Linked DNA regions of Homo sapiens: all the other regions are linked to region 2. Evidence: chromatin contacts called from ENCODE Hi-C or POLR2A ChIA-PET data. All regions are on one chromosome and are shown on one strand. Each heading gives the region's core, a stretch centred on a gene start or an enhancer-like site at or near the end of the contact. The rest is flanking DNA. Distances are from core to core; before and after follow the strand shown. Region 1 holds the start of CENPA (centromere protein A). Region 2 has its middle 21 kb from the start of DNMT3A. Region 3 holds the start of OST4 (oligosaccharyltransferase complex subunit 4, non-catalytic). Region 4 holds the start of SF3B6 (splicing factor 3b subunit 6).

What was found. A loop is a pair of places that touch in the nucleus more often than their neighbours do. ChIA-PET counts read pairs that join two places held with the same protein, here RNA polymerase II (POLR2A). Pooled maps may share reads with other maps.
Region 1: a loop to region 2 is called in a pooled map, with 8 times the contacts of the local background. The contact joins the promoter of CENPA here to the enhancer-like site in region 2. A Hi-C loop is called at or near these places in 4 of 50 pooled maps. POLR2A ChIA-PET finds 5 or more read pairs at or near these places in 2 of 52 experiments (GM12878 and T-cell).
Region 3: a loop to region 2 is called in a pooled map, with 6 times the contacts of the local background. The contact joins the promoter of OST4 here to the enhancer-like site in region 2. A Hi-C loop is called at or near these places in 4 of 50 pooled maps. POLR2A ChIA-PET finds 5 or more read pairs at or near these places in 2 of 52 experiments (HCT116 and activated T-cell).
Region 4: a loop to region 2 is called in a pooled map, with 10 times the contacts of the local background. The contact joins the promoter of SF3B6 here to the enhancer-like site in region 2. A Hi-C loop is called at or near these places in 1 of 37 single-sample maps with no recorded cell type and 5 of 50 pooled maps. POLR2A ChIA-PET finds 5 or more read pairs at or near these places in 2 of 52 experiments (Caco-2 and HEK293).

What each region holds. Positions count from the first base shown.
Region 1 is chr2:26,781,765-26,788,356 of GRCh38, reverse strand. It overlaps CENPA (centromere protein A), which reads right to left and starts at 2,301. Exons shown (of 5, transcript NM_001809.4): 1 at 2,061-2,301. The coding sequence starts at 2,160. RefSeq lists enhancers at 1,520-1,569, 1,630-1,679, 2,770-2,869, 3,131-3,900 and a silencer at 2,010-2,119.
Region 2 is chr2:25,359,077-25,366,442 of GRCh38, reverse strand. No RefSeq gene overlaps it. Among named protein-coding and RNA genes, the nearest start is that of DNMT3A, 21 kb to the right of the region's middle. RefSeq lists enhancers at 3,701-3,750, 3,801-3,900, 4,171-4,250. Within about 2 kb of position 3,587, at least 29 of the 41 ENCODE cell types and tissues checked have a DNase peak (open chromatin) inside an H3K27ac peak, as active enhancers do; they include GM12878, where a contact is called at or near this core.
Region 3 is chr2:27,067,161-27,074,399 of GRCh38, reverse strand. It overlaps OST4 (oligosaccharyltransferase complex subunit 4, non-catalytic), which reads left to right and starts at 2,746. Exons shown (of 3, transcript NM_001134693.2): 1 at 2,746-2,799; 2 at 2,937-3,074; 3 at 3,679-3,928. The coding sequence starts at 2,938. The coding sequence ends at 3,051. AGBL5 (AGBL carboxypeptidase 5) reads right to left here. Exons shown (of 15, transcript NM_021831.6): 12 at 6,754-6,906; 13 at 5,656-5,768; 14 at 4,694-4,827; 15 at 3,782-4,308. The coding sequence ends at 4,137. RefSeq lists enhancers at 1,538-1,597, 3,028-3,267 and a silencer at 2,278-2,977.
Region 4 is chr2:24,073,243-24,080,409 of GRCh38, reverse strand. It overlaps SF3B6 (splicing factor 3b subunit 6), which reads left to right and starts at 4,084. Exons shown (of 4, transcript NM_016047.4): 1 at 4,084-4,210; 2 at 6,216-6,334. The coding sequence starts at 4,181. It overlaps TP53I3 (tumor protein p53 inducible protein 3), which reads left to right. Exons shown (of 5, transcript NM_004881.5): 4 at 770-966; 5 at 2,649-2,977. The coding sequence ends at 2,831. It also overlaps a transcript of FAM228B not described here. RefSeq lists a silencer at 3,210-3,859 and enhancers at 3,970-4,199, 3,734-4,265, 4,266-4,798.

The sequences.
Region 1 (6,592 bases), core at 1,052-3,551, 1.4 Mb before region 2:
GAGACAAAACAATTTGTCTCTACAAAAAAGGTTTAAAAATAGTCAAGCATGGTGGTGCAGGTCTGTCATCCTAGCTATTCAGGAGGGTGAAGCAGGAGGACTGCATGAGCCCAGGAGGTCAAGGCTGCAATGAACCAAGATAGCACCACTGCACTACAGCCTGGATGACAAGAGTGAGACTCTGTCTCGAAAATTGAAGAAAGAATACCAGACAAAGGTGGTAGGACTGCCAAGAAGTGTTGACTGCCCATTTGAGATAAACCTTCCATTTAACCAGGAGTAGAAGGATGCTTCTACCTTGGAAAGCAACAGCAAACATCATACTTAATATTCCTGTTAAAATTACAAACAAGACAAAGATGACCAAAACACCACTCTTAGTGAGTCTCAGGGCCTTACTAGTACCATACAATAATAAATAAAATGTGTAGAAATGAAAACGGAAGATTCAAAAGTTATTTGCAGATGACATAATAGTCTACTTAAAAATTCCAACTGGAGCAACTAAAAACGACTAGGGTGAACGAGAATTCAGCAAGTTGGCTGGAAGCAAAGGTTAAATCCTCGTGTTTTGGGAAAGAAAAAAAATCCCATTCGCAACAGCAACATCTAGAAACAACCTACTCCAGCCTAGGCAACATGGCAAAATCCCACCTCTACTAAAAATACAAAAAATTAGCCGGCATGGTGGCATATGCCTGTAGTCCCAGCTACTCGGGAGGCTGAGCTGGGAGAAGCACCTGAGCCTGGGAAGTTGAGGCTGCAGTGAACCCTCGTGGCATCACTGCACTCCAACCTGGGCGATGGGTCTCAAAAAAAAAACAACAAAAAACCAAAAAGCCGGCCGGGCGCGGTGGCTCACGCCTGTAATCCCAGCACTTTGGGAGACCGAGGTGGGCGGATCACGAGGTCAGGAGATCAAGACCATCCTGGCTAACACGGTGAAACCCTGTCTCTACCAAAAATACAAAAAATTAGCCGGGCGTGGTGGTAGGCGCCTGTAGTCCCAGCTACTCGGGAGGCTGAGGCAGGAGAAGGGCGTGAACCCAGGAGGCGGAGCTTGCCGTGAGCGGAGATCGCGCCACTGCACTCCAGCCTGGGCGACAAAGCCTGACTCCGTCTCCAAAACAAAACAAAAAACCCAAAAAAGCCTGTAGGCACAGTGGCTCATGCCTGCAATCCCAGCACTTTGGGAGGCCCAGGCAGGAGGATCACTTGAGGCCAGGAGTTTGAGACCAGCCTGGGTAACACAGGGAGACCCAGTCTCTACAAAAAGCAATGAAACAAATAAACTACAATACACTTCCCATCTTCCTCATAGCTACGTAGCAAGAGTTAAGAGATAAGTAAAGCAGCTGTTGCCACCATGTACCATACAGGCATCTGCCTCCTCCTGCCGTTGGGTCTCCCATCCACCAGCCCACCATAGACAATTAAGACACAGACTTCGGCCCCTTTTCCCGGACACAAGCTCTGGAAGGCAACAGAGTGAGCAGCGCAGAGGGCCTCGGTTCAAGGCCTAACAGCCTCTCCCGGAAGGGAAAAAAAACCCCTGAAAGACACCTCCTAAGAGGACTCCTGTTTGAAATCGTCACCGAAAGCAGTCAATACTTTTGCAATTTAAAAATGCACAAACACAGAGGATTGGAAATCCCGTGTCCGCCAGAACACCAAGTTGTGTGACTCTGCTCAAGCTCTCTGGCCTGTGCCTCGGCTTTCTCATTAGCTGTAAAATGGGCACAATATGAAGCTGAGATAACGCACGAACAGTGGGAGGCAATGCCTGGTTGGCGGTGGGCGGTGGGCGCTGGGTAACCACTAGTCCTAACAAGAAGACGGCGTTAGGAGCCAAGTGGCTAAGCCGGTCCCTTCCCGCTTTCGGAACCGCCTGCTCCAGCCCCTCGCAGGGCTGGCACCGCCCGTGCCCGGAGCGGATGCCGGACGGCGGAACCGCGTTGTCCCCCAACAGGGAAGTGCCACGGGATCGGGACTCGGGAGATCCGGGCTCCGCCTGCGAGCCTCGGTTTTCTCCTCTTCGAGATGGGGCCGCGGCCGGTTACCTAAGGAGGGGCCCCGCCGGGAGGGGCCGGGGGTCGGGGTCGGGCTCGGGCTGCGCCTCCTCGGGGCCTCGGGCTTTCGGCTCCGGCGGCGCGGGCCCATGACACGCCGCAGAGGGTGCTGGCGCCCGGTCCCACGGCTCCTGCTCGGGCTGCCGGGTCCGGGAGCGAAAGGCTGGCTTCTGGGGAGCCCAGAGAACGCTGTGCCGCGAGCCTCACATGAGCCGGTGCTTGGCAGAAGTCCGCGCCGCTCGCGTTCAAATCGCTCGCTCCGCCCACTTCACGGCCGGCGTTTTTTAAAACCCGAATCCAGCGACTCCCAGTGGCTGACTCTGGAACGCCCCTTACGTAGAGCGACTGCAGGTAGGGCCAATGAGAGTATGCACCGAGACACAAATATAGCGGCGATGATAGGAGGACAGGGGAGACTGATGGTAAAATCAACCAATAGACAACTAAAGAGATGGGGCGGGAAATTCTCCTGCCCCCTGCTTGCCAATCTGGTTGCTGGTCTTTGCGGGACCGTACTGACGTCCTCAGGTGCCCTCCAGTCAAAACACCGAAGCTCAGTTTGGAACGTGGATGGTGTGTTTGTAGAACGTGCTTTCTAGAAAAGTCGCTTTCCTCAAACATTTTATGCTTTGCCTTAGCAACGCAGAGATGGCTTTTAAAGATGAGGAAACAGACCCATAGAGAATGTGACAACCCCGTGTCGTATCTGCGACTCTCCCAGGAACTATCCACAGATATACTCAGAATCCAGTTCAACTGCATAAACTTTGCTGACGCTTGGGGTCGCGGGGACGGCGGGATCGGCGGGGCTTTGAGAATAAGGTCCGGGCAGGGCAGGCCTCGGCACTATAGCAACGCAATCGTCCCAAAAAAATGCTCTCTTCCCTTTGTTGGGGATAATAAAAATTCAAGTCATGTCCCGGTATGTAGAATAAGGGGAATTTTAATTTTCTAAATTTTATTTCTTGCATTTTCTAAATGTTCTACAGTGAACATGTAATCAGGAAAAATGTTATAAAATTAGTGATTTCATGGAACCCTTGTGCATTGCTGGTGGGAGTGTAAAATGCTGCGGCTGCTGTGAAAAATAGTATTGGTGGTTCCTCAAAAAATCAAAAATAGAATTACCAGATGATCCAGTAATTCCACTTCTGGCTAAATATCCAAAAGAATTTAAATATAGCCAGGGACTTGAACAGATATTCTCACACCCATGTTGATAGCGGCATTCTTCACAACAGCCCGAAGGCAGAAACAGCCTGAATACACACCAACAGATGAACGGATAAACAAAATGGGGTGTATACCACAATGTTATTCAGCCTTTAAAAGGAAGGGAATTCTGACACCTGCTGCAACATAGATGAACCTTGAGGACGTTATGCTAAGTGAAATAAAGCAGTCCACCAAGGGACAAATGCTGGGCTGGGGTGCGGTGGTTCATGCCTGTAATCCCAGCGCTTTGGGAGGCCAAGTTGTTCGGAACCACTGAGTTCGAGTTCGAGTCCAACCTGGCCAACATGGCGAAACTCCATCTTGCCGAGCGTGGTGGCTCACGCCTGTAAACCCAGCACTCTGGGAGGCCGAGGCAGGCAGATCACCCGAGGTCAGGAGTTCAAGACCAGCATGGCCAACATGGCGATACCCCGTCTCTACTAAAAATATAAAAATTTGCCAGGTGCTGTGGCTCACGCCTGTAATCCCAGCTACTCAGGAGGCTGAGGCAGAGTTGCTTGAACCTGAAAGGCGGAGGTTGCAGTGAGCCGAAATCATGCCACGGCACTCCAGCCTAGGCGACAAGAGTGAGACTCTGTCTCAAAAAAAAAAAAAAAAAAAAAAGAGAAGGGGAAGGAGAAGGAGGAGAAGGAAGAAAGAAACCCCACCTCTACCAAAGATACACACACACACAAATTAGCCCGGGCGTGCAGATGTATGCCTGTCGCCCCAGCTACTCAGGAGGCTGAGGTGGGAGAATCGCTCGAGTCCAGGAGGTTGAGGCTGAACTGAGCCATGATTGTGGCACTGCACTCCAGCCTGGGCGACAGAGTGGCACCTCTCTCAAAAAAAAAGAAAAAAAAAAAGGACAAGGCCGGGTGTGGTGGCTCATGCCTGTATAATCCCAGCACTTTGGGAGGCTGAGGCCAGTGGATCATGAGGTCAGGAGATCGAGACCATCCCGGCTAACCTGGTGAAAACCCGCTTCTACTAAAAATACAAAAAATTAGCCGGGCGTGGTGGCACGGGCCTGTAGTCCCAGCTACTCGGGAGGCTGAGGCAGGAGAATTGCTTGAACCTAGGAGGGGAAGGTTGCAGTGAGCTGAGATTGTGCCACTGCACTCCAGCCTGGGCAATAGAGCAAGACTCTGTCTCCAAAAAAAAAAAAAAAAAAGGACAAATACTGTATGAGGTACCTGGAATAACGGAACTCATAGAGACAGAAAGTAAAATGGTGGTTGCCAGTGAGTAAGGGAGGAATGGGGAGTTAGTATTTAATAGGTGGGGAGTTTTAGTTTGAGAAGATGAAAAATTCTGGATATGGATGGTGGTGATGGTTGCACAACACTGTGAACGTGCTTAACGCCACTGAACTGTACACTTAAAACTGGTTAAAATGGTAAATTCTATGTTGTGTGTGTGTGTGTATATATATATATATATATATTAACCCCGCCCCACAACCGGGTCTTGCACTATTGTCTAGGCTGGAGTATAGTGGTGCAATCACAGCTAACTGCAGCCTTGAACTGCTGGACTCATGCAATCCTCCCACTTCAGCCTCCTGAGTAGCTGGGACTAACAGGAATGTACCATCACACTTGGCTAATTTTTTTTTTTTTTTTTTTTGAGATGGAGTCTTACTTTGTCACCAGGCTGGAGTGCAGTGGTGCGACCACCACTCACTGCAACCTCTGCCTCCCGGGTTCAAGCGATTCCCCTGCCTCAGCCTTCCAAGTAGCTAGGACTACAGGCGTGTGCCACCACGCCCAAAGTGCTGAGATTACAGGCGTGAGCCACCGCACCCTGCCACTTGGCTGATTTTTTAAAAAACATTTTGTGGTGCCATGGTAACTCTGGCTTATCATATAGCCCTTATTATATAGTCATGTATATATAATAAAGGCATTATACAGTTCCCATGCTTAACAATGGGGATATGCTCTGCGAAATGTGTTGTTAGACGATTTTGTCATTGTGCAATCATAAAGTGTACTTACACAAACCTGGATGGTATAGTGTATCACACACCTTGGCTATATGGTATAGCCTATTGCTCCTAGGCGACAAACCTGTGCAGCATGTTCCTGTACTGAATACTGTAGGCAACTGTAATGCAATGGTATTTGTGTATCTAACATATGTAACCTAGAAAAGGCACAGTAAAAAAACAGTATAAAAAATGGGCTGGGTACACTGGCTCACCCCTGTAATCCTAAAATTTTGGAAGGCCAAGGCAGGAGCATTGTTTGAGCCCAGTAGTTCGAGATCAGTCTGGGCAACGTGGTGAGACCCCATCTCCGCAGGAAATAAAAACAATTAGCTGGGCACGGTGGTGCATGCCTGTAGTGCCAGCTACTCGGGAGGCTGAGGCAGGAGGATCACTTGAGCCCAGGAGTTTAAGGCTACAGTGAGATAGGATCATGCCACTGCACCCCAGTGACAGCAACAGATCAAGACTCTGTCTCTAAAAAGAAAAATTTTCCTTCTTCAATAATAAATTAATCTTAGCTTAATGGTAACGTTTTAACTTTATAAGCTTTTGAACTGTAAAATTTGACTCTTGTAATAACACTTAGCTTAAAACACACACTGCAAGTATACAAAAACATTTTTTCTTTATATCTTTTTTTTTTTTTTTTTTTTTTTGAGACGGAGTCTCACTCTGTCGCCCAGGCTAGAGTGCAGTGGCCCGATCTCGGCTCACTGCAAGCTCCGCCTCCCAGGTTCACACCATTCTCCTGCCTCAGCCTCCCAAGTAGCTGGGACTACAGGCCCCCGCCACCATGCCCGGCTAATTTTTTGTACTTTTAGTAGAGACGGGGTTTCACCGTGTTAGCCAGGATGGTCTCGATCTCCTGACCTCGTGATCCACCCACCTCAGCCTCCCAAAGTGCTGGGATTACAGGCGTGAGCCACCGCACCCGGTTTATATCTTTATTTTTAAGCTTTTTTTTCTTTTTTGAGACTGAGTCTCACTGTTGCCCAGGCTGGAGTGCAGTGGCGTGATCTTGGCTCACTGCAAACTCTGCCTCCCGGGTTCAAGTGATTCTCCTGCCTCAGCCTCCTGAGTAGCTGAGATTACAGGCTTGTGCCACCATGCCCAGCTAATTTTTGTATGTTTACTAGAGACAGGGTTTTGCCATGCTGGCCAGGCTGGTCTCGAACTTCTGACCTCAGGTGAACCACCCACCTCGGCCTCCCAAAGTGCTGGGATTACAGGCGTGAGCCACCATGCCTGGCCTCTGGCTGCAGTATCTGTGGCAGAATGGGACAGGCGAGGATTGAGAACCAGGACATCTGGCTTT
Region 2 (7,366 bases), core at 2,338-4,837:
TCCCGGACTCAAGCAATCTTCCCATCTCAGCCTCCCAAGTATTAATAGCTGGGACTGTAAGCAAATGCCGCCATGCCTGGCTAGCTTTTTTTTCTTTTCTTTTCTTTTTTTTGTTTAAGATGGAGTCCAAAATCAGGACGCTAACAGCTGGATTTTTTTGAGATCCAGCCCAGGCTGGAGTGCAGTGGCATGATCTTGGCTCACTGCAACCTCTGCCTCCTGGGTTTTAACGATTCTTCTGCCTCAGCCTCCCGAGTAGCTGGGACTACAGGTGTGCGTCACCATGCCCAGCTAATTTTTGTATTTTTAGTAGAGATGGGGTTTCACCATATTGGCCAGGCCGGTCTCGAACTCCTGACCTCGTGGTCTACCTGCCTCGGCCTCCCAAAGTGCTAGGATTACAGGCCTGAGCGACTGCACCCAGCCTTTTTTTTTTTCTTTTTTTCTTTTTTTCTTTTTTTAAATAGAGACAGGGTTTTGCCATATTGCCCAGGCTGAGCTCAAGCAAGGGGCTTGTCTCAAACTCTTGGGCCCACCTTGGCCTCCCAAAGTGCTGGGATTACAGTTGAGCCTCCGCACCTGGCTCCTCTGAGCTTTTTAACATGCTCTTCTTGTCTTCCTGAACCAACTATAAGGTCCCTAAAGTCAGGGATAGTGATATACACCTTCGAGTCCCTCAAAATGTGCGAATACTATGTTCTCCAAGATCCCTGGTAACTAAAATGAGTGCTTGTGGACAAATACCTAACACGCAAATGATTTACTAAATATATAGAGAGATAATGCAGGTAATTAAATTTCTGCCTGTTAACCAACACACATGAAATGCTAGGATAGTGTCTGAACAAAGTTTACAAATAATAGTACTATTTTATTGCTTTAAAAAAATCCACCTGTCTTCCTGAATGACGCACCACCCACCCCACCCCAGCCCAAAGCTAAAGCATCCTGGACAAGTTCTTATGCAAAGGAGCAGGCCTGTCTCAGGCCTCTAGAAGAGTCGGCTCCTGCCTGGAGGCACTTCCTGGCTAGGTGGGAGACAGTCCAATCACCATGGCCCACAGGAAGCAATAGCTCACTCTGTGCCAGTTACCGCTGAGGGTATTCCTGCTCGGGAACACCCAAATGAGGTATAAACTTTCCCCCAGACACTTGAAACTTGAAAACTTCCCACCAACCTGAAACACGGGAGCAGGAGCTAGAAGACAGGGTGCTGGCACACGGTGGGTGCCAGTTCCCACCAGCCTGAAACATGGGAGAAGGAGCTAAAAGACAGTGCTGGCACACAATGGGTGCCAATTCTGAATGGCAAATGACTAATGTATTGTGACCCGGAGGGTGTGCTGGCCTGGAAATGAAGCTTATGTTAGAACCTAACGATTGTGCAGACTGGCCCTGGAATGGGGAAAAGACTGCTTTTTAGTGTGGTTAATGAATACGTGTTTTAAGGCGATGCCGAGGGTGTCCATCTGTAGAGAAAACTTGGAGAGGCTAACGAGGATGGGAAAGCTTGCACAGTCACTAAGAGGGGATCTGAGGTGTGGGTCCAGGACCCATGATTGTCTGGTGTGCCCGCTGCCCACCCAGCTGCCTGGGAAAGACTGGGCGCCTGTGTCCCAGCCTCTGGTTATTGTCTGAGGGCTCCCAACCCCGCTCCAACTCCCACGTCCTGCTTGTCTCTTGCTCAGCTCTGTCTGTGCTCCACCCTCAGCTCACCTGCCCATTGACGTGACCTGCCCAGCTCCCAGGAGCATTTATATGTGTGACTCCTGCCCTCTGCTCCAACCTTGGTCCCTAAGTCATCCAGTCCTGCTGGGGTGCCTCCAGCTGCCCCGGGCTTCCTCCATGATCTCCCTAGACCTGGTCTAAATCTGTCACCTCTTGCCTCAATTTGCCCTTTTGAATCTTCTCCCTTTCCTTTTTCTGCGAGTCTGCACCCTGCTGGCCCCTTGCTAAGTCTCCTCCTTCTGTCCCTGTCTTTGCTCCCAAGGGTCCTCACCAGCGAGGGTTCTGCCTTCTTCTCTGGAGTTGTCTCATCCTCCCTGTTTCTTGGAGGCCTGTCTGGGGCCCTGCTTCTCAGGGAGGTACCTGAGGGTTCCTGGGATCCCTGGGGACCATGCCTTCCTGGACAGCTATAGGGTTCAATGGAAAAGCATGGGTTCTGGAGGGCAGGCACACCTTCATTTGAATCCTGACGCTGCTCCTTTCTAGAGTGACCTCAGGTCACTGCCTTATTCTCTGCATCTATAAAATGAAGATAATTCCAACCTATTTAGTTGTTCTAAGGATTATATTAAAATGTGTAAGAGACCTGGAGCAGGGCTGAGCACATAGCAAATGAGTAATAATGGTTGCTTTCCTTTCTTCCTCTGACACTAGTGTCTGCACCATCCACTGGGCACTGTGGGTCAAGCCACACTGAGCCGCACTGGCCAGACCCTACCTGGACTCATAGGCGAGAGGCTACAGTGATGGGGACAAGGGAACCTGGTACTGCCAGGGCCCAAGCCCCACGCCCGGTGCCAGGTGGCTGAGGATCTCCCCAGGCCTGGCACGGGTGCTCAGGCTTGGGGCGCTGATTTGTCTCCCCTGCCCAGACATGTAAAGGGCCACTTAAGGAGGTCGAGGGGTGGAGTCCAGGGCCCTGAGCCAAATCTCTGCCCAGGCTGTAGCCCTCAAGTCATGGGAAAATCTGCTTCTGGGGTGGAGGCTGGTCTTGGAATGGCAGGTAAGGAGCAGGACAGGATGGGGAGGACCACCTCGCAGACCTCACTCTCACCACCAGGTATACACACACTTGTGACTTGCTTGCCCCCTCAGTGGGTGAGCAGTTTCTTCAAGCCCTTGAAACGCCAAGGTCTTGTCACAGTTTTCTCCCGGGGCAAAGGGGCTACTTTCCCCTACACTAAAGAGAGCCCTCTCCGAACAATTTATTCTTTGCCAGAGATACTGGGCTCTGTGCAGGCTCCTAGAGGGAGCTTTCTCTACCGATCAAGAAGCATCTGCTTCCCTTATTCACTTAGCAAAAATTTCTTCTTTTTTTTTTTTTTTTTTTTTTTTTTTTTTTTTTTTTTTTTGCGGCGGAGTCTCACTCTGTCTCCCAGGCTGGAGTACAGTAGTATGATCGGCTCACCACAACCTCTGCCTCCCAGATTCAAGCCATTCTCCTGCCTCAGCCTCCCGAGTAGCTGGGATTACAGGCGCCTGCCACCATGCCCGGCTAATTTTTATATTTTGAGTAGAGACGGGGTTTCAGCATGTTGGCCAGGCTGGTCTTGAACTCCTGACCTCGTGATCCACCCGCCTCAGCCTCCCAAAGTGCTAAAATTACAGTCGTGAGCCACCGCGCCTGGCCCCAGAGATGGCTTTCTGTCCTGAGCAAGAAGGAAATATTCTGGAAGTTATACTTTCCAATGCTTTCCTCCCCACCAACCGGACAAAAGGCCAGGGGCCCACTCCAGCTGCCCTAGGGAATCCCCCAACATCTCACCTCTCCTTAGCTCCTCTGGGCTTCTGCAGTGACATCAGTGTGACTTCAGCACTGCGCTTTTTGAGCTAGCGGCTCTGCTCCGCTGCCCTCGGGCCCCACTTCCTCTAAATTCCCCGTTCCTCTCCCCGTGGCTCCACTTCTTCTTCGGGGCCGTGGCAGCGTTCTTCAATGTTCCCCGTGCACAGCCTGGATCCTGGCTGCCGCCTGTCCTACCTGTCCACGAGCTCCCCCTCTTTTTTTCCTCACTCTTGACTCAGAGAAACCCCACCCAATGCCTGCCAGATAGCGGAAGCTTAACAATCAGTTGTTAGATGTGCAAATAAAATACAGCCACAGATCGTTATATTGGTAACACAAACACAACATTCAGAGACCAAGAAAATGAAAAAGGGAGGTCTAGAAGGTCCTCACCTTCGTTCTTTTGTAAATAACGATGTCTTTATTATCAACAGGTCCCACCAAGGATTTTCCTGGTGTGTAAATTTATGAGGTGTCTTATAAAGGAATGACAAATGGAAAACACAGTTCATTATACACTTAACAAATTGCCTTTATTAAAAAAACAAAAACCAGGAAATCAGGATTGTCCTTGAGGAGTGAACACACCCAGGGGCCATGCCCCAAATGTTCTTTCTGTGTCAAGTGAGCCAACCCCGTCCCCTCTGTCCCATTCCCACACACACGTTTCCTCTTGCGCAGCTCAGGCACCGGGACTGGGTCCCCTCCCTAGCCCTGCCGGGAAGGAGAAAAGAAAGCGAGACTGAGCCCAGCCAATCAACAGTCAGCATTTCTGAAGCTCCTCCCCAAATACAAATATGCGCTCCGCCCCCGCTAGCGCCACCTGGAGGGTGAAGAGCGAAATGCGGCGACTGCACTGGGTCCTCGGCCTGGCGGAGCCGCCCACTTCGCTGGTTTTTGCAGCCGATGGAGACCCGGACTCCGCTCCGAAACCTGCTGACCGCGGTGGGGTTATTCGGAGCGGAGCCGCCGAGGGGCTGTCGAGCGCTTTTGAATCTGTTTACTTGAAATGACTTTCCCCACAACTTTCCCTGATTTCTATTCCCACTTGACCAAAAGAATGAGTTTGATGTGGAAAAGTGGCCAGAAAAGTGGCAATAGTGGTGTTAGGTGCTCAATGGCATCTCTTTGGGCTCAGCCTCCATTAAGCAAAGTAGATGCCTGGGGTGGGGAGGTGGCACCCTTTTTCCGGATCCCCAGTCAGTGGGGCAGGGGCTTCGGACACTGTCCCCACAGCTGGACTAGTGGCCCAGAGATCCTAGAAGGGACCCAGCCTTCCCGCGCTGCACCCAGACCTCCGGGGTGTGACCGCCAAGCTGTCCTGGCTCCCCTGCTCAGTGGCCTGATGGGGGTCTCAGTCCCGCACTCCCTCGTGGGGTCGGGGCACTAAAACAATCATTTTTTCAGGCCATGCTCCTTGATCCTAATTTAAAAGGCGGCCTGGCCGGACGCGGTGGCTCATATCTGTAGCTCCAGCACAGAGTTGGAGGCCAAGGCAGGCGGATCACCTGAGATAAGGAGTTTGAGGCCAGCCTGGCCAACATGGTGAGACCCCCGTCTCTACTAAAAATACAAAAATCACCCGGGTGTGGTGGCACGTGCCCGTAGTCCCAGCTACTTGGCAGGCTGAGGCAAGAGAATCGCTTGAACCCGGGAGGCGGAGGTTGCAGTAAGCCAAGATCATGCCACTGCACTCCAGCCTAGGCGACAGAGTGGGACTCTGTCTCAAAAAAAAAAAAAAATTAGCTGGGTATGATGGTGCAGTCTGTAATCCCAGCTACTCGGGAGGCTGAGGCAGGAGAATCGCTTGAACCCGGGAGGCGGAGGTTACAGTAAGCTGAGATCACGCCACTGTACTCCAGCCTGGGTGACACAGCAAGACTCTGAGACTCCATCTCAAAAAAAAAAAAAAAAAGGAGGCCTGGGAAGGATCCCCTCTGAGACATGGAAGACTTGCTTGACTCAAGGTGGGTTTTTTCCTTGAGTCCCTCAGTAGCCCTCAGGACAGTCCCTCAGGTGCCACCTGCCCTCCCCTGCAGGAGAGGTTTGTTCTGGGAGGAGAAGCCCAGACAGGCACGGGTGGCGGGAGGGCAGGTGGGCATCTGCCCCCAACAGGCCTCTCTGCTTTGGGAAGCCCAGGTGCCCTCGGGACCCTTGAGAAAGGAAAGGTGGCGGGGAGAGAGGAGGGCAGGATGAGTTTTTTTTTATTGACCACCTACTATATGCCATATGCTATGTAGATTTCTGACCACGACAGCGGCCTCCTAACAAAGGCCCAAGAAAGCTGACTTTAAAATTACATTTACATGCCCTTGAATAGCATATATTAATTTTACACAAAGGAGAATATGCCTTTAGGCTGTTTTCCTTTTTCTTTCTTTTCTGTGGCCAAAAAAAAAAAAAAAAAAAAAAAAAGTGGGAGGGGGGTTGATGGGCTTAGGACAGAAAGGAAGAGGTATGCCACCAAAATCACCTGAGAAGAGAAGGGGGGGCTGGGGGTGGGGGTGGCCTGAGAGAAGGACAGACCCTGGCCTCTCCCAGTGGATAAGGAAGAATCTTGCTCTAGCAACTTCAAGATGGTTTGCCTGGTCAAGGAGGGGAAGGGACAGGGCGAGTCCATGGGCCCTGCTCAGGGCTGGCTGCTGGGAAAGGAAGGTCTGTGTCAGTCATGGAATCCAGGAAATCTGCCAAGTTTAAGGCTCAAGGGGGATGGGGGAGCCACCTTTTCTAGGGCCACTATGGGTGGTCTTGGGGCCCTCAGAGGACTTGCTTCTTGGGCACCTGAGTTAGACCTGGCAGAACCAGCAGACACCTTAGGACCTAAGATGGGCCCTCCCTGCCACTCTCTGGGCAAGAGCCCCAAGCCCATATCTCCAGGGTCTGTGTGGAGGGCACTGCTGGGCCCCTGAGAAGTGCAGAAGGTCAGGCTTTCCTGCCCTGGCTTAGCAAAACACCCGGCCTCCATCTCCCCCATTGTTCCCTTGTCCCCACGAACATGCTAGCCCAGTTCTGCTCAGGAAAATCAGCCCCCGCAGCCCAGGTTCTTGCACCTTCCTGTCCTGAACTTCTTTGTCCCTGTCTACTCCTCTCCCCACTGTTCACAGCCCCCAACCTCCCAGGGGCCCACATTCAGCTCCTGAAATTCATTAAGTGTGGCAAGGAAAGGTCTCCACTCAAGAGATTTCAAGATGTCTGGGGACAGGCAGGTTTTCCAAATGACCCTGGAGGCCGGGTGCTTGGGACGCAGTGAGAGGGAGGGGACAGCAAGGGGAGGGCTGGGTTAGATCTGCTCAGGGACAGAGCTGTGAGCCAGTACCCAGCCTGGCAGCAGGTGGGCTGGGTGACAAGCCCTCGGCCTCAGCCAGTCTCTAGCACAAGAGAGCCCCGGGCCCCCTGGGAAATTCTGTGTGGACAGAGGGTGAGGTGAGAGTCCTGGTCTGGCCCTGGCTCTGCCGCTGGCTTGCTCAGAGCCCCCTCGGGACCTCAGCAGCCTCATCCTTAAAATGGACAAAACAAGGGCTGGGGCCAGGTGCAGTTGCTCACACCTGTAATCCCAGCACTTTGGGAGGCCGAGGCCGGCAGATCTTGAGGTCAGGAGTTCCAGACCAGCCTTATCAACATGATGAAACCCCATCTCTACTAAAAATACAAAAGATCAGCCAGGCATGATGGAGCGTGCCTGTAATCCCAGCTACTCGGGAGGCTGAGGCATGAGAATCGCTTGAACCCAGGAGGCGGAGGTTTTAGTGAGCCGAGATTGCACTATTGCACTCCAGCCTGGGCAACAGCACGAGACTCCATCTAAAAAAAAAAAACAAAAAAACAAAAAAACAAGGGCTGGCCTGTCTGCCTCCGGGT
Region 3 (7,239 bases), core at 1,497-3,996, 1.7 Mb before region 2:
AGAGTGAGACTCATCTCAAAAAAAAAAAAAAAAAAGTGATTTGGGCCTTGGGTCATGCCAATCCACATGGGACTTCAAGTTTGTGGGGAGTCTTGAGCAAAAGCCCACTTTTCTCCAAAGAGATGCACTTTACTTTTCCTTTCAGCTCTTCCTCCAGGTTTAATACTTTAGTAGCCGACCTCCCTGAACCCAGTTCCCCTTCTCCCAGGTCTTGTTGCTTTCTCACTCCTGAGCCTAATCCTGGCCTCATGTCCTTTCCTTGAAAATGTCACACTAATCACAGAGATTGAGCTCCACAAGTGCCCCCCAGTCATTTCCCTCCACATCCTCCCAAATCCCCCCAGGATGAGGCTGTGCCTGTCTCACTTCCCACGTAGTTTTTTTATCCAAGCTTGGTTCGAGATTTGTCAGTTCTTAGTTAAGTCTAGTTCAGTCTCATAGACTGTTTTTTGTTTCAGTTCTTCCAGGCACTGGGCCAAATGACCCATCCAAAGCTGATAAAGACCCACTGACCTAGGCACAGGAAGTTCTGTGAGGTGAATGAATTTCTGGGTGGTCCTAAAATAAATCCTTTCCTTCTTGTGCCTAACCCTAGGACAACCTACTGAGTCCACAGTTTGACCTGGAACATGGAGTGGAGGTAGGAGGAAGAGGTGACACTGCTCTTTCACCAGTTTCTAGAAACTTGGTGAAATTTTACCTTCTGGGCCTCAGTTTCCTTCCTTTTTTTTTTTTTTTTTTTTTTCCCTGAGACAGGGTCTCTCTCTGTTGCCCAGGCTGGAGTGCAATGGTACAATCTTGGCTCACTGCAACCTCCGCCTCCTGGGTTCATGCAAGTCTCCTGCCTCAGCCTCCTGAGTAGCTGGGATTACAGGCATGCACCACCAGCTAAGTTTTGTATTTTTAGTAGAGATGGGGTTTCACTATATTGGCCAGGCTGGTCTCGAACTCCTGACCTCAGGTGATCCTCCCGCCTTGGCTTCCCAAAATGTCAGGATTACAGGTATGAGCCACCATGCCTGGCCAGTTTCTTTCTTCATAAGATGATTTTGAAGGCCCCTTTCGGCTCTGATAGTCTAGGATACTATGCACCTGGGTCAATTGGTTTTAAGCACTTTCAAGGCTTGCTTTCCTGTCATTTTCAGTCTAGAAAGTTTAACTTCCAGGGCTGGCCTAAAGGTAGAGCTTATTTTTAAAAGGGAGGGCTAGTTCTGATTCAACAGTAGACCTAAGTGTTTGGTTGGACTTGGATCTGCTTCAAATTTCCAGGAGACATGAAGCATAATGACGTGTAATCCTTAAGACCTAGACCCTTACTCTCCCAGAGAGGAGCTGGAAACAGACCGCTTACTGAGGGATGCATAAGGGAGTACCTGTCTGGGGTTTCACCAGTGTTGTGTGGAGGGGACTCGGCTTTCTAAATATCAAGCTTCTGGGAAATATTGAGTGGGGGCTGGTGGTGAGGTGCGGGGAGGCCACGGGAACTACAGACTACTAAAGGCAGGGATTATGTTTAGAAGCCACGGGGCTGAAGCCCTTGGGTGACAAGCTGTTGATGGTCCCAGGCCCGGGAAGGCTACTTTGGGATAGTGCATCCCCAGCTCAGTGCACACAGGCGGGAAACTGGTCCCCTGTCCCAAGCCCATAGCATCTCCTGTAGAGTTTTCTTTGGCTCCGAGAAGCAGAGGCCTCCCCTGAGCCCTGGCCCCCCTCTACCGCAAAGCAACTGGCTTCCATTACCCCTGACAGCTCCAGAGCAACAGCCCAGCCCCCGGCCCCGGCCTGGCTCAGTGCCGTTCCCTTTTATGGTGAAGCTGAGAGAAAGCATGGAGTGAGGGGGGAGAAAGCTCTGGCTTGGGCAGAGGCTTGGAGAGTTCCAGGGTGCCTCTCCCCTCGCCAGAGACCCTCGGCTACCCGCAGCCACCGCTCTTCGTTCTCTTCGGCGACCTAATCTGTCCTGAACCCAGGACCCCTCTTGCTTGTCCCAGCCCTTCCTCCTCTTCTCCATTCCTCCCCTTCTCCCTCCCCCACATCCGGGGGGTGATTTCCCACTTGGCCGAAGTCCCACGGTTTGGGTTTTGATTCCGGGAGGGTCCGCCCTATTTCCGACGCCCACCTCCGGGGGGTAGGGTGGAGGGAGGGAGCCCGGCTAAGACAGAACCTGGTCAGATCACAAAAGGCAGGATGGTTCTACTTGGTTGCATGTGGGTCACAAAGGATGGCGCCGGAGAAAGGAGCACCCGGCAGCACCAGCCCTGTCCCCATTCTACAACGCCTCCTACCCCTGTCCCCGCCGTCCGGGCCAGGGAGAGGGCACTGAGGGCAGGACCCAAAGGAAGCACCTGGTTGGGCCGGGCCGGGAAGCGAAGGGTGGGCAGCAGTACTGAGGGCCGGGGCCGGAAGGGGGTTGGAGTATCCCGCCGGCCCCGCCGCTGCACCCTCGCCCCAGCCCACTCCTCGGCTCCGGGGAGGCGGCCACCACGGCTTCGCTAGCCGCGTCCCGAGCCACGCCAGCTGCAGCCAGCTGTGCGGTGCCGGGCCCAGGCGCGCGTCCGCAGCCCCGCCCCACCCCCTACGGCTGGACCTCCCACCGCAGCCGCGCCCGAGGCCCCGCCCCAGCCGCGGCCGTAACGCGCCGCGCGGAGCCGACGAGACGGCGGGGCTAGAGAGGCCGTCCCGACCGCGCCCCCCGCCGGAAGCGGCTTGTTCGGGCCTGAGCTGGCGCTACGAAGTTCCGGTCCAGGTCTCTGACTTCGGGCTTGTTCGCTGGTGGCGTCGGAGCCGAGCCGGACTGGTCAGGTCAGAGGCACGCAGGGGCCGTCCCACGGGCCAGCCCCGCCGTGGCCGTGGCCGTGGCTGGCCCGTGGGGCGAGGACGGGTTCTTGCGAGGGCGAGGAGTGCGCCAGCCCGCAGCTCAGCCCCTCTCTTCTCCGCAGGATGATCACGGACGTGCAGCTCGCCATCTTCGCCAACATGCTGGGCGTGTCGCTCTTCTTGCTTGTCGTTCTCTATCACTACGTGGCCGTCAACAATCCCAAGAAGCAGGAATGAAAGTGGCGCTTTCTCCGCCCCAGGTAACGGCCCGGGGCTGTAGCGCCCAGTCCCCAGAGCTGAGTGGCGAGGCCGCGCCAGGGCTAGCAGGGTTCGAAACTTACAATCAGAAAGTGTCGGGCCAAGCATGATACAGTCCAGAACTGGGCCCCTTTGTCTGCACAGAGTAGAGAGAGAGCGCGCTGTCCTCTCCCCGTAACCTGTTCCCTGCTAGAATGGGAGTGGGTTGCCTAACCCTCACAGTCTCCAGTAGGTAGATGCCCAAGTTGGGAGTATAGTTGTAAGGAGGCACTGACACCGGTAGGAACGAAGGTACCGAGGGAACCATCCAAGTATGAGGATTTGGGCTCTTAAATAGCCCTCATTTTCCCCAGGTTGTTTAGGCCTTATTTGGGCAGATTTTTTTTGGTGAGGGGGGTGACAGATGTAGAATTCTGTTTCCATGTTCTGAGGCCAGGGGTTGGCTGCTGACCCAAACTATAGAGAAGGAAGGGGGGGCTTTGGAGCCAGCCTTAAGTGTGGGTCACAAGTATAAAGGGAACATGGATGGGCGTTACTTCCTGAAGGATTCCCCAGAGGAAAGCTGCAGCATTTTCCTTACCTCAGGTCTTTCCCCCTCTTTTCTAGGGTTCCAGGACATAGTCTGAGGCAAGATGGAGGGTATGAGGGGCCTTCACACTTCACTTCATCCCTTCTACCCATCACAACATACAAAGCAACTACACCTGGATTTTTCCAAACAACTTTTATTTCCTCAGAGTCTTCCTTAATCCTATGGAACAAGAAGCTGCCACTGAATAGGGCCCAGTATAGGGGCTTGCTTTTCTACTCCCTCCCCCCAATATAAAAATATAGACTTTTTTTTGTGGTCCCAAAATCTTGTGCTGCGGAGGGAGGGAAGGGGTGGCAGGTCCCTGTTTTGTTCTGTCTCAAGGTGATACTCTGTAATGCCTTGGACAGCGTGGCTGGCATTCCAAGGACTTAACGGCTGTCACATGGAATCAGCGGCCTGGAGGGGAACTAGCATATTTCCCACTGTTACCCCATCTTGGGGCTATATCCTGGGCTTGAACATAAAGGCATTATCAGACCCGGGGAGAAACAGTCAGTGGGGGAGATTTAGGGACAAAACAAACCTCAGGTTGGCCCAAGGGACCCCTGCTGTAACAATTCCAGGATGGGGAGTCAGATAGACTACAGGATATAGGAGAAAAGGCAGGGGCAGAGCGGGGCCGTGGGGGCCTGGCCTGAGGCAGCCTGCAACAGAAAAGAGAGAGGAATCAGGGCTGTGAAAACTCTCCTCCTCTTCTGTTCTGCTAACCAGGGGCTGGGAAGTGAAAGAAGTGGAGCGAGATGAAGATGGGTAAGGATGGGCAAGTTGGTTACTGCACAGTGGTTTGACGCTGGAACCAGCCAGCTCCTAGACCTTAGGCCCTGACTAAAAGTTGTTTTCTTTTGCTTTGGATTGAAGACTTGGCCATGGTGGGGGAAAAAAAAATCAGGGACTAGATTCTTAATGGAAGTACATTTAGTCTTTGTGCTCAAAAGGAGTAGGGAAGCAGAAAATTATTCTGAATGACAGAAATGGGAATGAGGGGACAGAAGTGAGGGGTGGTGTGAGGGACTGGACCCAAGTGCTCACCCTGGTGTAGCAGAGCAGGATCCCAGCTCCAGCTCACTGCTCTCCCTGGTCCGGGGGGTAGGGGATGTGGGGCCTGAAGAGCCTTTCATCCCTCTGCGAGTCGGCGGTGAGCCCCGGCCCAACCTGGGCCTAGCCTGTGTGGACAGGGTTTGCGCTAAGAGGCTGGATTCTTCCATGAGTTTTTTGCTTTTAGTTTGCTTCTAGAGTTTCCATGCATAAGAGTGTTGTAGTATAGGGATCAGTAGAGGTACTGGGACATTGAATTCTAGCTGAGAGGGTGAGGCAAGATAATAGCCAGAGAAGTCCTGGATTCAGTCCATGACTATGCACTCCAAGTCTATAACTAGGGGTGGCAAACGGATCCAGCATTTAACCGCCATGGCTACACCATGACTAAGGTCTGGGTGAGTAGAGAAACACTGTGTAGAAAGATAGTGGAGGGTTGGTAGACCTCTCTCAGAGCCCTCTATGCTTTAGCCCCTGCCAGAGCAGTGTACACTTCACCCATCCAGTCAGCCTCTGCCTATACTCAGCTTTACCTAGCATGGGGATCTGGACTGAATCGGAGTTGGTGGCAGGGCTGTTCCTAGCAGCAGCAACCAAATGTGTTACCTGGGGAATCCGGGACCCCTCCTGGCGGAAACTCTCCTCGGACAGGTCTGGGCAGAAAGAGAGGAGAAGCTAAGGGCAGGGGCAGGGAAAGCCAAAGCTAGCAGGCTAAGGTTGGGGTATATCTGGCAGGGACACAGGTTGAAAGCAAGCAAATGACCTGGCTGATGGGGATGGTGGAGGGCAGGAAGGGGACTGGACAGACAGGCACTCAGGCACCAGAGAAGCTCTCTGATGTGGCCAAGGGTAGATGCAGTAAAGCAGTGCTGAGCATTTTCCCTCCCACTACCCAGAGGAACAGTGCCTTGCTGGGTTCTGCCAGAGTAGCTATGCTGGAGACCCAAAAATATTACCTGCAATCGAGTCTTGATGCAGGGCATCCGAGCTCCAGTCCCTAGCAGACCTTTCCCGATTACCATGACAGCCTCTGGTTTGTCTCCAGAGGACAAGAGTGAGCAACTGCTCCCTAGGGAACAGAGGAAACTGATCAGGGTAGGGGTCACAGAGAAGAGGAGGTAACTTCCAAAGGATCAGGGTTTCTTAACCTTGGCACGTTGACAATTTGGGTTGGATAATTCTTTATCGTGGGGAGTAGTCTTGTGCATTGTAGGATGTTTCGCAGCATCCCTAGCCTCTAAACAATTTATGCTGTTTCCTCATCTCCCCCCTCCTCAGTGTAACAACCAAAAATGTCTCCAGATGTTGCCTGATGTCACCTGGCAGCAAAATCACCCCTGGTTGAGGCTCTAGTCTGGTGGTCCAAGGGGTGGAGCAGCAACTCCAGGCTAGAATCGGAACGCACCCAAGCTTAACTCCTGTGTCAGTTTATACTGCCGCAATCATATGTTTAGCATTTGAGGATCAAGTCAGCTCTACCCAGGACTGGTGGGTTCAGTGCTACCCATTGAGGAGAGTTGACAGGTTGGGAGTAGGGGTCTTTGAATGAGGTAGAACATGTTGGACTAGAGTCTTAAAATCATTCCCATCCCTTTCTTTATATAGCTGGGTCTATAATTTAAAGGAGAAGAGATGGCTTTGTGTGAATGATACGGCTACACACAGCATTTAGCAGTGTTGACAGGAGAAAGTACCGTCATGCTTTTTTCATTCTCCTGTTTTGTCTAGTGTTGCCCAGCTCCTGGAGTCAGGGAATTTGCATAAGTAGCATTTTGCAGGTAGACAAAAGTCTTCAGGTTCCTCAACTGATAAAATGAGATTAAGTGTGTAGAGCAGTGCCTGGCACATAGTAAATGTTCAGTAAATGTTAACTATTGTTTTATTACACAGACACATTAATAAATTCCAGCTTCCTATACAAAGGCACCAGTGTTAGAGGTTTAGGATACCAAGAGGATAAGTGATGCCCCTGGTCTCCCAACTAGGCTTAAAGAACCTGGCCTGGCCATGGAGGAGGCTGGCAAACCCAGATTTCAGTGGCAGTGGGTACAGACCTGGTATGTTGAATGAATCAGGCAGTAGACAGGAGCCCAGCTTGTGTGAGGAGGCTGGGCCAGAACTAGTAGGAGCTGGGGATGGAGCGAGGCTGCCTGCAGGACGATGGTTCAGGGGCTGCTGCTGCCGTCTCCTGTCCTGGCTTCGGGGCTCTGAGTGGAAGAGATACAAGCAGATAAAAGGGCAAATAAGTGGGGCACTATGAGGCAGCCTTCACTGACCTGCTGGCTTCCGTGGTCAAAAGATGCCAGTTTTCAAGCTTGTCATCAGACCCACATCCCTCTCCTGAAGTAACTATTAATATAAGATGGGTAGAAAGACCTACTATTTATTACAGTTATCCATTCTCCACCAGCCTTCATCCTGCTAGTTTTTTTTTTTTTTTTTTTTTTTAAAGGTTTCCACTCTGTCATCCAGGCTGAAGAAGTGCACAATGGCACGATCATGGCTCACCGAGCCTCAGCCTCCTAGGCTCAGGTGATCCT
Region 4 (7,167 bases), core at 2,835-5,334, 1.3 Mb after region 2:
CAGACGTGTCTATTTTTGGCTCATCCCTTTCCGTTTCTCTTTCTTTTTTTTTTTTGAGATGGAGTCTCACTCTGTCACTGAGGATGGCGTGCAGTGGCTTGATCTCGGCTCGCTGCAACCTCCGCCTCCCAGGTTCAAGTGATTCTCCAGCCTTAGCCTCCTGAGTAGCTGAGATCACAGGCGCACCACCACGCCCAGCTAATTTTTGTATTTTTAGTAGAGACGGGCTTTCACTATGTTGGCCAGGCTGGTCTCGAACTCCTGACCTCAGGTGATCCACCTGCCTCAGCCTCCCAAAGTACTGGGATTACAGGCATGAGCCACCATGCCTGGCCTCCATTTTTTATGTGAGTAGAAAAGGAGAGATGAAACCAAAGCTAGAAAGCCTATGATTCCAATAACCTAGTGCGGACACTTCCTAACTTCTATGTGAACAACTAGCCTAGGTTGGGCCTCCTGTATTCTGTTCTCAATCGTGCCTGGGTGTCAGTGGGACTGTACTTATTTTGGCATGACAGGAGACGCTAGGTCATGGTGCCCCATTTCCCTCTTGCTGTAGCTAGGCCTCATAAATGGTGAACTTCATACATGCTATCATAGAGTTCTGCTATCTAAACTCCATTTACAACAGTTCTTCAAGCAGTGTTTCTAATTCCAACCTATAGATTTACCACTTGCATCTGTATTTATATCCATAATCCCCAAATATACCATGGTATCTTATTTAGCACCAAGCTGACTAGCATCACAAATCTGTTTCCTATGGAAGGTGCTGGAGTTAATCTTATTCTAGACTGCATAGGCGGATCCTACTGGGAGAAGAACGTCAACTGCCTGGCTCTTGATGGTCGATGGGTTCTCTATGGTCTGATGGGAGGAGGTGACATCAATGGGCCCCTGTTTTCAAAGCTACTTTTTAAGCGAGGAAGTCTGATCACCAGTTTGCTGAGGTCTAGGGACAATAAGGTGAGTGATGAATGAAAAGAAAACATGTGATTTAACCCAGAAAAGTGTGGTTCATTTACATTACCCCGAGAAAGGAAGCTCTACCTTAGATTACGGAGGTTAGTTTCTATGAAGAAACCTCCCCCTCTGAAGATAAAGAGGGAACCCGATTTCAGAGAACTGATTCAGATTGGTTGATAGAAGCTTCAGTATCATGAAAAGAAGTGTAGCTGATACTTCACAGGTTATCTGAACATTCTAACAGAATGAAGAAAGCACTGACTATATTAGGAAGTATTTCGAGTAGTTCCAAGACTTTGTTTTCAAAGGCAGAATTCATCTCAGTGTGCTAGAAAGTCTCTTAGGTGAGTAAAAAAATAAGTAAGCCTTGGCCTTCAACAGATTATAGGTTCCATGCCGGGCACAGTGGCACTTGCTTGTAGTCCCAGCTACTTGGAAGGCTGAGGCAGAGGATTGCTTGAGTCCAGGAGTTTCAAGGCTGCAGTGAGCTATGATTGCACCTGTGCATAGCCACTGTACCCCAGCCTGAGCAACATAGCAAAACCTCATCTCAAAAAAAAAAAGATTATATGCTCCTGAAATATTCCATCTGGCAGTCTAGCAGGTACCACCTTTGGGAATGTTTCCACCATAGGGTTTTGCACCAGCTGAGGGACAGGAGAGCTTAAGCATCCTTTTTTCACTAAGCCTATATGAGTCCTATCTGTGGCTGCCTCCTGGGTAAAGACACTTTATTTAAAAACAATTCTTAGGCTGTCAGTGACACTAACATTTTACTCCAGGCTTCAGTCTTTATCTGGTACAGAACAGAAGTTACACATTTGGAGGTACAAGGGAGCCAGAGATCACCTGTAACCCCCCTTTAGCTCCTATGTGGTCTCTTCAGCTGGCTCTAGAAACCAAATTGATACCAGCAGATTGACAGGAGAAAAGCATGTACTTTTTTTTTTTTTTTTTTTTTTTATGGAGACAGGGTCTTACTCTGTCACCCAGGCTGGAGTGCAATGGCACAATCAGCCTCCTGGGTAGCTAAGACTGAAGGCATACCACCATGCCTGGCTTGTATTTTTTATAGAGACAGGTTTTCACCATGTTGCCCAGGCTGATCTCAAACTCCCAGGCTCAAGTGATTCGGCCAAAGTAAGATGCTTTTGTAATTTTTAGACAAAGAACAATAAATTTGAGAAGAAATAAGACAAAATCTGGCTAGGGATAGTAAATTTCTAGGGAAGTCACTAGGAGATATATGGGGGTGGGGGGTGTAAAACTAGTGGAAGATAAGGGTTACTTCCTTAAGTGTATTTATTCAGTTCCATTGCAGCCCCGTTTCCAGTCTCTGGTGATAAGGGCTTTTTGCCCTAGTATGGGGAGGGTACCCCTCTCAGAGGAATCTTTATGACTTGCTACATGCAAGAAGAGACAGGTCAGCTAGCCTTTTCTGAAACTACAATTTCTCCAATGCTTTCACCTCAAAATTAACAATATACCTATCGGACATATTCTGAGATGGCACATGACTCCTTCAAGGGTATTTCACACACATGCTAGGAAGTGAGGGGTTAAGTGTCCCTGTGTGCTTTTTCAGATACGTGGCTTCAGAGAGAGCAAGAAGGCTGAGGAGGATGAGGAGGGCAGGGTGAGGCTCTCTCCCCAGGCTGATGATCTCCTTTCCCTTGTCTTAGTACAAGCAAATGCTGGTGAATGCTTTCACGGAGCAAATTCTGCCTCACTTCTCCACGGAGGGCCCCCAACGTCTGCTGCCGGTTCTGGACAGAATCTACCCAGTGACCGAAATCCAGGAGGCCCATAAGTACATGGAGGCCAACAAGAACATAGGCAAGATCGTCCTGGAACTGCCCCAGTGAAGGAGGATGGGGCAGGACAGGACGCGGCCACCCCAGGCCTTTCCAGAGCAAACCTGGAGAAGATTCACAATAGACAGGCCAAGAAACCCGGTGCTTCCTCCAGAGCCGTTTAAAGCTGATATGAGGAAATAAAGAGTGAACTGGAAGGGTGGCACGCGGACTGGGGCCGCCGCGGCGGGGTTGAGGTGGGAGTCCGGACGGGCGTCGCAGCGGGGATTACTGAGGCCCGATCAGCTGACGCTCAACCTGAGGGCCCCTCCAGGGACGGAGATTCTGGGTATAGTTACAGCGTCAGCCGTGACACAAGCCGCCAGAACCCCACATATTCCGCCTTGCGCACAGCTAGAGGCCCAGGCCCACCACCTCCGGCACCTGCCCGCGCGCCCCGCAACCAGTGGGCACCACAGCAGGCCCCAGCCCTGCCCGCTACTCACCTGGGCCCCACCCCACCTCTCGCCGCCCTCCTCAGGCCCCACCACCTCCCGCTACACATCTGAGCCCCGCCCCACCTCCACCACTTTCCTCAGCCCCAACCACCTCCTGCTACACTTCTGGGCCCCGCCGCACCTCCACCACCCTCCTCAGGCCCCGATCCCTTCCGCTACTCACCTGGGTCCCGCCCCAGCTCAGTCCTCCTCAGGCCCCGCCTTCGCCCGCTACTCACCTGGGCCCCACCCCACCTCTCGCCACCCTCCTCAGGCCCCACCACCTCCCGCTACACATCTGGGCCCCGCCCCACCGCCACCACCCTCCTCAGGCCCCGCCCCTTCCATTACTCACTTGGGTCCCGCCCCAGCTCACCGCCTTGCTCAGGCCCGGCTCCCTCCCGGATACTCACTTGGGCCCCACCCCAGCTCTCCGCACCCTCCTCAGGCCCCGCCCCCTCCCGCTACTCACCTGGGTCCCGCCCTACCTGTCATAACCCTGCTCAAGCCCCGCCTCCTCCGCTCCCCAGTTACTCACCTGAGACCCGCCCCAGCTCTCCGCCCTCCTCAGGCCCCGCCCTCTCCACCCGGGTTCCTCTGCTCAGGGCCTCCCCGACCGGAACATCTCGCCTTTTGGAGGCTACGCCCCGCCCTTTACGGTACAGAGCCCGGAAGTGTCTTGGACTCTCGCCTTTCCATCTTCCGGCCTCGAGTCTCGCTCAGGCTCGGTTTTACCCCGGAGTCTATTCGAAGGGGGCTGCTACGTCAGCGCGTCTCAGCGTAAGACGGCGCTATTCCGCTGTAACAGCTTCCGGCGGGTCCTGGATGTTGATGTCCTGCATCTAACGCGGTGTAACCCCCGAAGCCGAGCGAGCTCCGGAGGAATTTCAGTATCTGCTACGGTAACTTCATCAGCCCGCCAAGATGGCGATGCAAGCGGCCAAGAGGGCGAACGTGAGTATCGGGTGTTCTGCGGAGGGTGGGAGAACTTCGGGTTTGACTTTCTTAGCGGCGTGGATCGGAGCATTCTTGCTCCTCCTCCGTCCCCAGAGCGGAGAACTCCAGAATTCCTATCCTGTCAGCGAAGACACTATCCGGCCCCATCCTCAGAGATATGCTCCTTGAGCCACATTTCTGTCCCCACCCCTTTTGAGAGTTCCTCAGTCTCTACCCTAGTGTCAGTGATAGTGTTACCCCTATAGCCTCTTTGCTTGACCCGCACCTAAGGACCTGGCGTTAGGATTATCTCCTTGACTTAAAGTCGATATCTCAGAAGAGTCCTCAACTAACTTAATGGTTCACCAACAACTAGGACCTGGGATTCCCCTCAGATCATGGTGCTTTTCGGATCCTTCATTAACACATTAATTAAAACAATATTTTTTGAGCACCTACTATGTATTCTGCTTGCCATGTGGGACATAATTCATCAATTATATTTATTGAATAGCTACTATGTGCCAGACACTAGTCTTACGTATTGGGAATACAGCAGTGAATAAAACAAGTCCTTCTGCTTACATTCTAGTGTTTGAGAGTACAGTGTTACGGAAACTTTTAAAAAAAAAAAACTCAAAAAAGAGATTAGTCAACAGTAAAACGCTTAGAGGTGTAAGATGAAGTTAGGCCGAGTGAGGTGGCTCATGCCTGTAATCCCCGCACTTTTGGAGGCTGAGGTGGGAGGATTGCTTGAGCCCAGGAATTCAAGGCTGCCTTGAGCCATGATTGTGCCACTGCGCAGCACTTCAGCCCAGGAGACAGAGCAAGACCCTGACTCAAAAAAAAAAAAAAAAACAGAAAGAAAGAAAGAAAGAAAGAAAAGACAAGCAATTGACCATTGTATATGTAAATGGAGACTTTTGGTGACCTTGATGATAGGAATCATTTCAGTGGATGAAAACTTGATTGCAGTGGGGTGAAAAGATGGTGGAAGTTGAGAAAATGGAAACAGCAAAGACACTCTGTCCATGAGTTCTCATTTAAATAGGAAGTAGGGAAATTGGATGATAGTTGACTTTTTTTTTTGAGATGGACTCTCACTCTGTCACCCAGGCTGGAGTGCAGTGGCACAGTCTTGGCTCACTGCAACCTCTGTCTCCTGAGTTCAAGCAATTCTCCTGCCTCAGCCTCTTGAGTAGCTGGGATTACAGGTGCCCACCACCATGCCCGGCTAATTTTTGTATTTTTAGTAGAGACAGGGTTTCTCCGTGTTGGCCAGGCTGGTCTCAAACTCCTGACCTCAAGTGATCCACCTGCCTTGGCCTCCCAAAACGCTGGGATTACAGGCATGAGCCACCGCACCCGGCCAGATAGTTGACTTTTTAAAAGATGTGTGATATAGGTGTATCTTTATGCCAATGGGAGCAATCCAGCAGAGTGTGCGAAACATGATATGGAAGAAAGATAGGTTGAGTTTAGAAGTGAAGGTTTTGAGTAGATGAAGGTTGGCGTAGTAATAGAGGGAAAGTAGTTGGATATAGATGAAAAGTATTTCAATTGGTCATGTCTATTTTCTCCAAGAAACAAGAATCAGGGTCATCTCCTGGGATGGGCAGGGAAGAGGGTACAGCCCAACTCAGGTGTTAGCAGGAGTGATGGTGGTAAGGTTTGCAAAGGCCTACACCCACCACCATGCCTGGCTAATTTTTTAAAATTTTTGTAGAGATGGGGGTCTCACTATGTTGTCCAGGCTGGTCTCAAACTCCTGGGCTCAAGTGATCCTCCCACTTTGCCTCCCAAAGTGCTGGGATTATAGGGACCAGCCACTGCACCCAGCCTCTGTTGCTTTTTCAAAGATCTGCCCATTTTCAGAAACATCAAATTATACCTCTTATTCTTGGCTTTTTATTATTACGTATCATTAAGAATTTTTTAAAATGCCCCTAATTATAGGGGCATTTAAATTATAATTTTTTAGAATGCCCCTAATTATAATAACAATACGTATTTCTCATTTTAGATTCGACTTCCACCTGAAGTAAATCGGATATTGTATATAAGAAATTTGCCATACAAAATCACAGCTGAAGAAATGTATGATATATTTGGGAAATATGGACCTATTCGTCAAATCAGAGTGTGAGTCTTACTGAGTCATTTAAAGAAAATGATAGCATAATCTGTAATTTCAGAATTATAGCTGACGATGAGGCCACCCTGTGCTGTGTGCAGTGCGACAACCCTTACCAAGAGCCTTGAGACTAGCAGATTGAGATCAGAGAGATGAGATCTTTTTGAAGGGGGGAGAAAACCTACTGAGACCCTAATGATCCAGCTCAATGAGAGCCAAGAAGAGGATTTGAGTTTCCTCAAAGCATTCATTGAAGTAGTAATGAATGCTTTGAGGAAACTGGTTGAGAAGGGAAAGAACTAACATTTATTGCATACCTGTTATTTGTAAAGCTAGCTTGTTACACTGTGTTTTTTGTATGCAGCAGCTCTATAATTTTCTCAACAATCATCACTGTCTCTTTAAATAACCCCAGAATTTCTGAATAAACTAAGTAAAAGAGTATAAAAGTAACAGAAAAAAATGATATTTTCAACTACAGCTCTTTCAATTGAAGATGTAAAAGTATAGAGGAAAACATCTAATTACAAGCATTCACGTTTTAATTTAATATAAAGATTGGGGTTCATACCTTCAAGTGATATTTACTGGACATCTACTGAATACCATTAACCATAATAAGTGCTTTTATTTGGATCAACAAAACTATAGCCCTGAGAGTAAAGTACCTTTCTATCTTACAGTGCTTAGTGGTAAAATCTTCTGACTCTAAATTGAACCTCTACATTACACAGTACCATAGCCTCTGACACCCGAACTCATATGAAAGGGCTAGTGACTTAAGAGTCCATCTGAAAGGATTTCTAAAGTTTTTATTTTAAAAAAATTATTATTTTACCAC